Linked DNA regions of Homo sapiens: region 1 is linked to region 2. A link is a loop called in an ENCODE intact Hi-C map of the cell type or tissue named here. Cell type or tissue: PC-9. All regions are shown on one strand.

Region 1 (5,000 bases), 460 kb after region 2:
CTCTGTCCTAGGGTGGAGCGCAGTGGCACGATCTCGGCTCACTGCAACCTCCGCCTCCCGGGTTCAAATGATTCTCCTGTCTCAGCCTTCTAAGTAGCTGGGATTACAGGCGTGTGCCACCACACTTGGCTAATTTTTATATTTTTAGTAGAGACAGGGCTTCACCATGTTGGCCCGGTTGGTCTCCAACTCCTGACCTCGTGATTCATTGGCTTCAGCCCCCGAAAGTGTTGGGATTACAGGTGTGAGCCACTGAGCCTGGCCTGTGCAAGGGATTTTTTAAGTCTAATAATCTTACTATTAATAGAATATGTCAGTATTGGCTACTATGCTTTAAATTTTTTCCCAGTTATGTTGTTTACCTCATTAATACGCAGTTTCAAATCTTAATTTTTTTAAGATTTCAGGAATATCTTGAAATATAGTTTTTAATAATTGTTCCATTCCCTTGCTTTGGTTTTTCTTTCATGTAAAATATCATTCTATCTATGTTGGATGTTCTTTCCCTGTCTTCATCATTTGCTGTTTTTTTAAAAGTCATTCTAATTTTGATCCTAATTTCTTTTTGCATTCACTTACATGTTTATATACTATAAAGTTCACCATATTTGGTATACAATCCTGTGTGTCTTGAAGAATGTATACCATCATGTAAATTTCACCATAACTGAGGCACAGAAAAGCTTCATAGCTTGAAAACGTTTTCTCCTATTTCTCCCTTGTAGTCAAACCCTTTTTTTGCCCTCAGCCCCACAGAAACTACTGATCCATTTTTTCTGTAAATTTACCTTTTTCCGGATTTCATAAAAATGAATCATAGAGCATGTAGCCGTTAACTTCCTTTTATTTGAAACTTCTATCTCATTTTCACGCTGTATTTCCCCTATGACATTTTCTGTATTCCTTGTAGCTTTATATAATTTTTATTCTCCTTTGTGCCCATTTTGGTCTAGTCTTTATTTTTGAAATGGTGTTGTTTGTTTGTTCTTTCATTTGTTCAGGGGGTTATTTATTGTGTTATTGACTAATTTCTGAGTTTTCATAATTCTGGTTTATGATGTTCTTTCACATGGCAGGTTATTGTGTTAATGACTTTGGCTAATTTTAAAACATTAGGATATAGTTTTCCTCTGCTTTGTGGGCTTTAATTGTCTATAAAGAGGTTATTTTGCTTATTATTTTGCTATTATAATAACTCTGAATGATATTTAACCTCAGTTATTTCTGAGGCTCATTTTCACAGGAAATTCATTAGCTTAGAAGTTAGTTCCTTAGAAAGGAACCATGATTTTGTATATTTTCTATTAATAACTTCCTCTTCTGTTGTTCTTATGAAATATTCCATTTTATTCCCACAATTTAATCCACTTCTTTCCCCATTTCCTGCTTAATTTAGATTCTTAGTTTCTTCTCAGTGTGGGGTTCTTCCCTGGAAGAACCTTTGGTTGATTAGTGTTGAGGGACAGTAGGGCCCAGCCTGTTCCAACCCCTTCAGGTCACACTGCAGATAGCTTACACAGCATAAGACTATGCAAACCCCAGCCAGTTTCAACTGTTTTCTCAGATTTGTAACCACAATTTCAGGTGAATATTTGTTGGTTAATTCTTATTCTGTCAAATACTTCATCGCTTTCCTCTGCTTCCACCTGCACATAGGGAAGATTATACCACACAGGCCTTGTAGTTGTTGGTAAATTATTTCCAACATAGATACTTGGAAGTTGGTTTGTTGTTATATTTTTGCCTCATATTTTTCTTCATATTATGTTGTCCATAGGTTTTTGGTTTTGTTTTATTTCTCTGTGAGTTCTTCTAAGGAGATTTGGGGATTTTCAAAAGCTGAGAACCTGTGTAGAAGATTTTAACTCATTTTTTCAGTAACCGATAGAAAAACACAAAAATTAAGTAAAAAAAAAAAAGTTTCAATAACACAGTTAATACTACTGACTTAATTTACACAAATTGAACCCATACCAAATAATGTCATAATACACATTCTTTTAAAGTAAAGTACACATTAAACTTTTTTTTTTTTAATTCTTGGCCATAAAGCAATTATCCTCAAATTTAAAAAGATAGAAATGCAGAGGTTAATAACAACTTCAGACTTAGGTTGGGAGTTACAGCATTGGTTCTCAGGCCTCAGACTCAGGCTGAATTACATTATCGGCTTTCCTGGTTCTCCAGCTTGAAGATGACAGATAGTGGAACTACTACACCTCTCCAATCACAAGAGCCAATTTCCACAATATGTTTCCTGTTTTATACATACATATATCTGCATCTACATTCAGTCGTACACCCATAGCAATGTTTTGGTCAGTGAAAGACTGCACATATTGATGGTGGTCTCAAAGGATTGTAATATTGTATTTTTATTATACAGTTTCTAGGTTTAGATGTTGATATGGTTTGGCTCTGTGTCCCCACTGAAATCTCATATTAAAGGAGGGTCCTGGTGGGAAGTGATTGTATCATGAGGCAGACTTACCCCATGCTGTTCTTGTGATAGAGTTCTCATGAGATCTTGTTGTCTGAAAGTGTGTAGCACCTCTCCCTTCACTTGCTCTCTCTCCTGCTCCACCATGTGAAGTTGTGCCGGTTTCCCCTTCCACCATGATTGTAAGTTTTAAAATATTCTGTTTGGGCCAGGTGCGGTGGCTCACACCTGTAATCCCAGGAGTTTTAGAGGCCTAGGCGCATGGATCACCTGAGGTCAGGAGTTCGAGACCAGCCTGGCCAACATGGTGAAACCCCATCTCTATTAGAAATACAAAAATTAGCCAGGCGTGGTGGTGTGCACCTGTAATCTCAGCTACTTGAGAGGCTGAGGCAGGAGAATTGCTTGAACCCTTGAGGCGGAGGTAGCAGTGAGTGGAGATCGTGCCACTGCACTCCAGCCTGGGCGACAGAGTGAGATTCTCATCTCAAAAAAACAAAACAAAACATAACAACAACGAAAAAATTCTGTTTGTTCTTCCTTACTCGAAGGTTTGTTATTTGAGACATACACTGCGTTTCTTGCACTGTCACATGGCCTTTTTAAAAATAAGGTATTCAGCTCTTAGTAATTGTGCATTAAATGTTTGTTTACTAACTGCCTAGCAACGTAATAAGGCTGTTGGATTTGACAGAACTTGCAGAAAATAAGTGCTGATTGTTTCTCAGAGCTCGCCTTTGTATTTCTGCTAAGTATATTTATTTAGGGTCTGCCCATGAAATGAAAACTGAACAGTGGAATTTGTACTCAGGAAGTTATGTAACACTTTATGGCAGGGCTTAAAACAATGAAAATTCAGCCACTGCATGTTTCAAACAAGTATTTGCTGTGTTGCCAAAGTAGAAAGAGCAGAAGGGAAACATCATGGGAAGAAAGACTATTTTGTTTCTGATTGCAGGGGTCCTTGGGGCATATTATGTTTATACTCCTCTCTCAGATAATATTGAGGAACTCTGGTGACTGGTGTGGATAGCTACACCTGTGAAAATGGTAACAAATTTGGTAAGTTCAGAATTTCATTGTCTCTGTGAATATTTAAGTTTAATCAGGAGAAAATAATTACCAGCTATATTATTTTTAAAACTTTCTGCTGTCTTGGAAATTTTGCTCTTAAAGTTTGCTTGACGATTTTCAAACCTTAAAAAAAAAAACAAACTTCATTCTTTAACACAAATCCCTAACAGAATAAGTATGAAGGAAGTATTCAAGTAATTTTAATTTTAAATATTAGAAAACAAAATATGCTGGCTGAGAAAAACAATCTTACTGTGATTTTCATGGCATGAATACTGACAGAATGAAGCATTTATGAAGTATAAACTTCAGAAAAGGTAGAATTGAGCAGCACTGTGATTAGTTATAGAAAATTCTACACAACAATCTTGGATTCAGGCATGAAAATGCATTCTCACTGAAATATTCTGTCAAAAGGTCAACTGGTAAAAGGTCAAGGGAAATTGAACACACGGCATGATTCTCAGTTGAAGGAGAGTGAGCCGCTGAGGCGACAGGGCAGCTCCCTGGCTGGCTGCCCCCAGTGTCCACACTGGCCCTCGGAGACCTGTGGTTTTTTTCTAGTGAGGCTAACTACTTGGATATGAAGCCATTCATGATTTCCTGGAAACTTCTCTGTAGCAAACTGCCTTCTTGTAGCAAAAGAAAAAGATAATTCAAGGACACTTAGCCTGGATATTTAACACTTGGCTCACACTCTGTTTCCTTGCATATATTTTTTAGGTGTTTCAACATTCTCTACTGGCATTTAATGCAGCTCTGAATAAGTGTGATACATGCCTTATTCTCAAGGTTTTTGTTTGTTTGTTTTTCTATTTTTATGTTTTTTTTAGAGACAGAGTCTTGCTCTATTGCCCAGGCTGGAGTGCAGTGGTCCAATCTCAGCTCATTGCAACCTCTGTCTCCTGGGTTCAAGTGATTCTCCTGCCTCAGCCTCCCAAGTAGCTGGGATTACAGGCATGCGCCACCGCACCCAGTGCATTTTTCTATTTTTAGTAGAGACGGAGTTTCGCCATGTTGGCCATGCTGGTCTCGAACCCCCCGACCTCAGGTGACCCGCCCACCTCGACCTCCCAAAGTGCTGGGATTACAGGCATGAGCCACCACGCCCAGCCCTCTTTGTGGTTTTTTGTTTGTTTGTTTGTTTTAAAGACGGGTTCTTGATCTCTCTGTTGCCCAGGATGGAGTGCAGTGGTGATCATAGCTTCTTGCAGCCTGGAACTCCTGGGCTCAAGTGATCCTCCCACTACTTGGCCTCCTGAGCAGTTAGGGCTATAGGCACATGCCACCATGCTTAGTTATTTTTTTAAACATTTTTTGTAGAGATGGGGTCTTGTTCTGTTTCCCAGGCTGGTTTTAAACTCCTGGCCTCAAGCAATCCCCCAAACCTTTGCCTCCAACACGCTGGGACTAGAGGCATCAGCCACTACATTCAGCCCCACATTTTCATTTTCTATTAGTTACTTAATTTTCTAGTCATTTTATT
Region 2 (5,000 bases):
TCTCTTTCATAAGGTCGTTTACTAAGAGTCTGCTCATATTTCAGGCCCTGGAGTTTATAAAGAAGAGAAAGGTACATTTCTGTCCTCAAGTTTAGAGTCTAGTTGAGAATCCAGAAATAGACCATTTCAATATCGAATGAGAGGTTTGGGATGCTGTGAAGATACAGAGGTGTACCCGAACTGAGGGGAAGCAAGGATTACAGAGGTTCCATGACAACTATGATGCCCAGGTTGTGGCAGGTTTGCCCAAGGTCCAATCAGAAAGGAGCACATGGAAATGCTGAGTGTAGCCAAAGATAAGGTATAATAGTCTACTGAGGAACTGGTGACAGCATGTAGAGATGGAGATATATGACAAAATATGAGGCATCTTAAAGAATCTGTGGCTGAATGATGCTGGTGAAAAGGGTTAGAAGATTGTTGGAGGCCTCCCAGGTATTTGACTATAGATTTTAGTCTCTTTCGCTGATGTAGGACCCATGAAAGGACAAACACGTACTGGGAAGAGTGGAGTTTAGTTTTGGATTGGTTGATTTCATGATGCCTGTGTAGTATGCATGTGGAGGTGTCTACTAGATGATTAAAGAGAAAGGTCTGGAGCTTGGAGAAGTACTCCTGGCTGGTGATGTCTATCTAAGGCCAATAGAAAATAGGTGATAGAAGAAGCTGTGGGAATGAATGAGATTGTTCAAGATGAAACTGCACAGTCGGCCATGCATGGTGGCTCACGCCTGTAATCCCAGCACTTTGGGAGGCCATGGTGGGTAGATTACCTGAGGTCAGGAGTTTGAGACAAGCCTGGCCAACATGGTGAAACCCCATCTCTACTAAAAATACAACAATTAGCCAGATGATGTTGCGTGCACCTGTAATCCCAGCTACTGGGGAGGCTGAGGTAGGAGAATTGCTTGAACCCAGGAGGCGGAAGTTGCAGTGAGCTGAGATCACGCCACTGCACTGCAGCCTGGATGACAGGGTGAGACTCCGTCTCAAAACAAACAAACAAACAAAAAACCCAAAACCACACAGTGGAGTGAGAATAGCAGAGAGCTAATGTAGACTTTTTAATGGAGCAGTCTTAGGGTGAGGGGAGTGCCTGAAGGAGAGGCCAGAGAGTTGGGAGGATTACCAAATAATAATAATAATGTCATGTGAACCAAAAAGAGAGTTTAGGAAATGAGGAATTGTGACTAGTTTTATCCTGTGGGGGAAGTCAAGTGACATAGGACAGCAAAGTGCCACTGGATGGGATTCAGCAACAAAAAGGTCATTGTTCATCTTTGCCAGTGCTCCACGTGCTGGGGGGCCCAGGGTGTTTTGGGGAGAGAAGCCTAATGACAGAGGGTTGAGTAATGATTGTAAGGTGAGGAAGTGGAGGCAGCAATCTCAGAAAACTCTTTCAAAAAAAGAACATGCCTGTGACAGAAAGGAGACAGAGAAGGTGGGAGGTGGAGATAGATAAAGGATTAATGGAGGGTTTTCTTAAGCATATCATTCAATGTCTGGCATTTAAAAATGTTCTGGCCAGGCACGGTGGCTCATGCCTGTAATCCCAGCACTGGGTGGCCGAGGCTGGTGGATCACCTGAGGTCAGGAGTTCGAGACCAGCGTGGCCAACATGGTGAAACCCTGTCTCTACTAAAAATACAAAAATTAGCTGGGCATGGCAGCGTGCACCTGTGGTCCCAGCTATTCGGGAGGCTGAGGCAGGAGAATCGCTTGAACCCGGGAGACCTTGCAGTGAGCCGAGGTCATGCCATTGCACTCCAGCCTGGGCGACAGAGTGAGACTGTCTCAAAAAAAAATTTTTTTTCCAGCTTGGATTAAAAAAAAAAAAAATCCTGCCTTGACCTCTAGCCAAGTATGGTGGCACCGTGGTGGAGTGTATAGAGCAAGGATTTGATTCTCTCATTCTCTGAATTACAGCCCCAGCTCTGTTGGTTTTAGCTTCTAACCCTCCATTTCTGCCTGTATAAAATGGGTATGAAGACTCATCCATTATAGGTTGACTGCGAGGTTAAAATGATGAACGTTTACAAAGCAGCCTGTGTACTTGCGCAGGGTGGAGCTGAAGTCGTTTTAGTTCCTGCTGTATATCATAGGTACACAGTTGAATTTATTTAGCACTTCATAGGCTGGACAAGGGGGTTGAGGGGGGTGGATCCTTGCACCTTGTTTATGCTGAGATGGCTGTGTGGCTGGTGGCCTCAGCTGCCCTCTCAGGAGTCATTTGACTGATACTTTTGCTCCAATAGCTTGCCCTTCCTTTAAATTGTCTCAGAGCCTTACCTGCCTGCTGTCTTTCTGAATGATCAGTGCCTCAGCTTCAGCGCTCCCTGTGTGCTTTTACTACAGTGGCTCTGCATTGTCTGCATGTCCCAGCACTTGCAGGGTGTTGCAAGGAAGATTGCTTCAGTGGTAGTAAAGGGCTTGGTTCCAGGACCTGGATCCCGGGCGGGAATCCTGCCCTGCCACCTACTGTTCCTTCAGCTGAGAGCTGATGAAACCACACAAGAATGTGATGTTTGTGGTAGGCCTAGGTTTCACAGTCATTCCTGAGGTTAGATGGTATCGCTGCTTAGAGACCTGTTTTTTTTCCAGCCACCCATTGGTATTTTCCTTTGGCTATTTTACTAACCATGTTTCTTTGTTGTTGGTTGTAAAATGAGGTTGGTGGAAAAGGATTAACACATTCTCAGTTTCTCCTTGCTTTTGGACCCCGAACTTGGTGGTTGATACCTTAAGCAATCTTCAGAGCTACCCTAGGACCTAGATATATTTCCACCCCCGCCAGGTAGGAAGATACGAGATTCAGACAGTTTAATTAAGTTGCCCTGACTCACACTGTGAGTAATGGGTAGAGCTGGGATTCATATCAAATACAATAGAAACTGAAATTGCAGTTCTATTATACTGTTGTGGAGTAAAAGTGAAGAATGATTCTGGGGGGTTATTTTAGAGGACAGGAAGTGGGAGGGGGGCAGTATTGGGCAGAGGTAGGAGTCTGTTTTCTCCATCAAGCTTGTGAAGGAACTGCTAATCTTCCAAACTAGAGGTCTAGTTTTATTTGGCCTGAACAATGTTGAAAACATCAGGAAATTTCACATAAGAATCCAGATTTGGAACCCATTTTGAAAGATGAGAAGATTTGCTAGCATCCAGCATGAACAATCCAGCACTATTAGTTGCCTCTTCCTGATGGGGAAGTGAGCTCTCTCCAGTTCTCTGGCTCACAGCATACGCGTTGACATCCCTGGGCCACCTCTTTCAGGAGCATTACCTGCCGGGTCCTACAGTCAGTTGATTTGGCAATGATTATTCCGCTTATCATTTAATCTTATGTGGCTATACTTAACCTCTATAGATCCCCAATTGTTCTACTTTGATTATAAATGTATCTTTCCCTTCTTCTGTGTCTCTCCTCCCTGCAAACGCCTGATTTTTCTTGTATTACTGACCATCACTTAACCATTTCTTTTCAAATGGTTTTTCTTATACCTCTTAGCAACCCAGAAAAAAGTAGTGACAGGAGGTCATGTTGATTAGTTCACACCTGAGAATGTGTTAATAGTCACAGTGGAGCTTTTCTCTGTGCCTGCCCCTCTACTGGGGCCTTTAAGTGAAAACCCTACTGATTGTGTTATAAAACTGCTTTCGGTGGGGAAAAACTGAGGTTTCTGGTGTTACGAAAAGCTTCTGAGTAGTGGAATAGGGACTTGACCCCAGTTGTGTTGGATGCCCAAACATTTGCTCTCTCCCCAGAAGGGCTATGGGAGGACAACATCCAGGACTACTGAACAGCTACTTTGGACACCCAGCCTTGTGGTCCACACAGAGCCAGCCTGCTGTTGCAGTTCACTGGATTGGATCTTGGCATGGGTGGGGAGTCATTTGTACCACGCCGGGGGAAACTCTGTCAGCAGGAAGAGCAGGCCGGTGTGCCCTGCCCTGCCATGGCAATGCTTTAACTCTCCCTGGGCTTCATCTCTCTTGTTATTGCCCTCTGGTCAGGATCTTGAAATATCAGTGCCAGTTAAATGCTGGCTCCCTAAATGCAGTTGCTCATGATTAATTTTTGACTTAGTGTTTGGTAGTGGTGGTTCTCAAATGACAGAGTTATAATATCAATATCTTTGCTATCTGTCCTCCACTCTCCAGTTTTCCCTCTAAAAGCTCACATCTGAAATTGTAAGAATTTGAGATCTGAAGGTTTATTTTGCCACTTTAGTTCTGAAAAGCTATACTGAACTGATTGATTATATAGAGATATTGATGTAGTTCCTGCATTTTTGTGGTAAAGAGATAGTCTTCACAAAAGCCATCTGATAGAAAGTTTATTTGAAAGATACAGGATCTCTTCTATTTTGGAATCACCTATAATCTAAGAATCTTTCTCAGTTTAAGCCTGACTTTATGTGTATGTGTATTTGTAAATTTATGTGTGTTTTTCAACAATGCTAAGATTATAGCTCTGCTGAAGGCCTGGGGAAAGAGGCAGATTACCTCACTGGTTATGAGTTACCTCTTATTGTAATGGAATTAGGTCACTGTATTCATAGCACATTTCATTAATGCATGCATGGAGTTAGTCTCCTAAATGTGTTGGAATGCAAAGCACAGCAGCCCTTCATTCAGGTTTTTCAGGTGCTACACTGATGTTCTGTTCTCATAGTTTTGCTGGTACATGTAGCTTACAAATAGACCTATTTTGGTTAACAATTTAGAGTTAAATTTTTTTTAGGTGACCTCAGGTAACTTGCTCTGTGTGTGTGTGTGTGTGTGTGTGTGTGTGTGTGTGTGTGTGTGTGTGTGTGTTTAGAGCAGATGGGGGGTTGATGTAAAGTGGATTGTAAACTCCCTGAAGACAAGATTTGTGTCTAATGGTTCTTTATAACCTTAACCTCAAACCTGACTATTCTTTTTGACAAGTGAGGGAACTGAGCAGGATTCAACAACCTGCCCAATACCACACAGATGGTGAGAGGCAAAACCAGGAAATG

What was found. Peaks named below come from ENCODE experiments on the same cell type or tissue, not always from the same donor. Only the 100,000 strongest peaks of a DNase experiment are listed, where the experiment ranks them.
Region 1: a loop joins it to region 2, with 9 times the contacts of the local background. A loop is called at or near these places in 1 of 110 quality-filtered maps.

The regions. Positions count from the first base shown.
Region 1 is chr3:151,767,110-151,772,109 of GRCh38, forward strand. All of the region lies in intron 2 of AADACL2-AS1 (AADACL2 antisense RNA 1), which reads right to left. It also overlaps the pseudogene AADACP1. Among named protein-coding and RNA genes, the nearest start is that of AADACL2, 36 kb to the left of the region's middle. In PC-9, no CTCF peak of the experiment used is centred here; a DNase peak (open chromatin) is centred at 3,122.
Region 2 is chr3:151,302,772-151,307,771 of GRCh38, forward strand. The region is part of intron 16 of MED12L (mediator complex subunit 12L); the gene reads left to right. The region is part of intron 1 of GPR87 (G protein-coupled receptor 87); the gene reads right to left. Among named protein-coding and RNA genes, the nearest start is that of GPR87, 12 kb to the right of the region's middle. In PC-9, a CTCF peak has its summit at 1,917; DNase peaks (open chromatin) are centred at 2,460, 2,840 and 4,570; H3K4me3 peaks cover 2,604 bases; H3K27ac peaks cover 4,895 bases.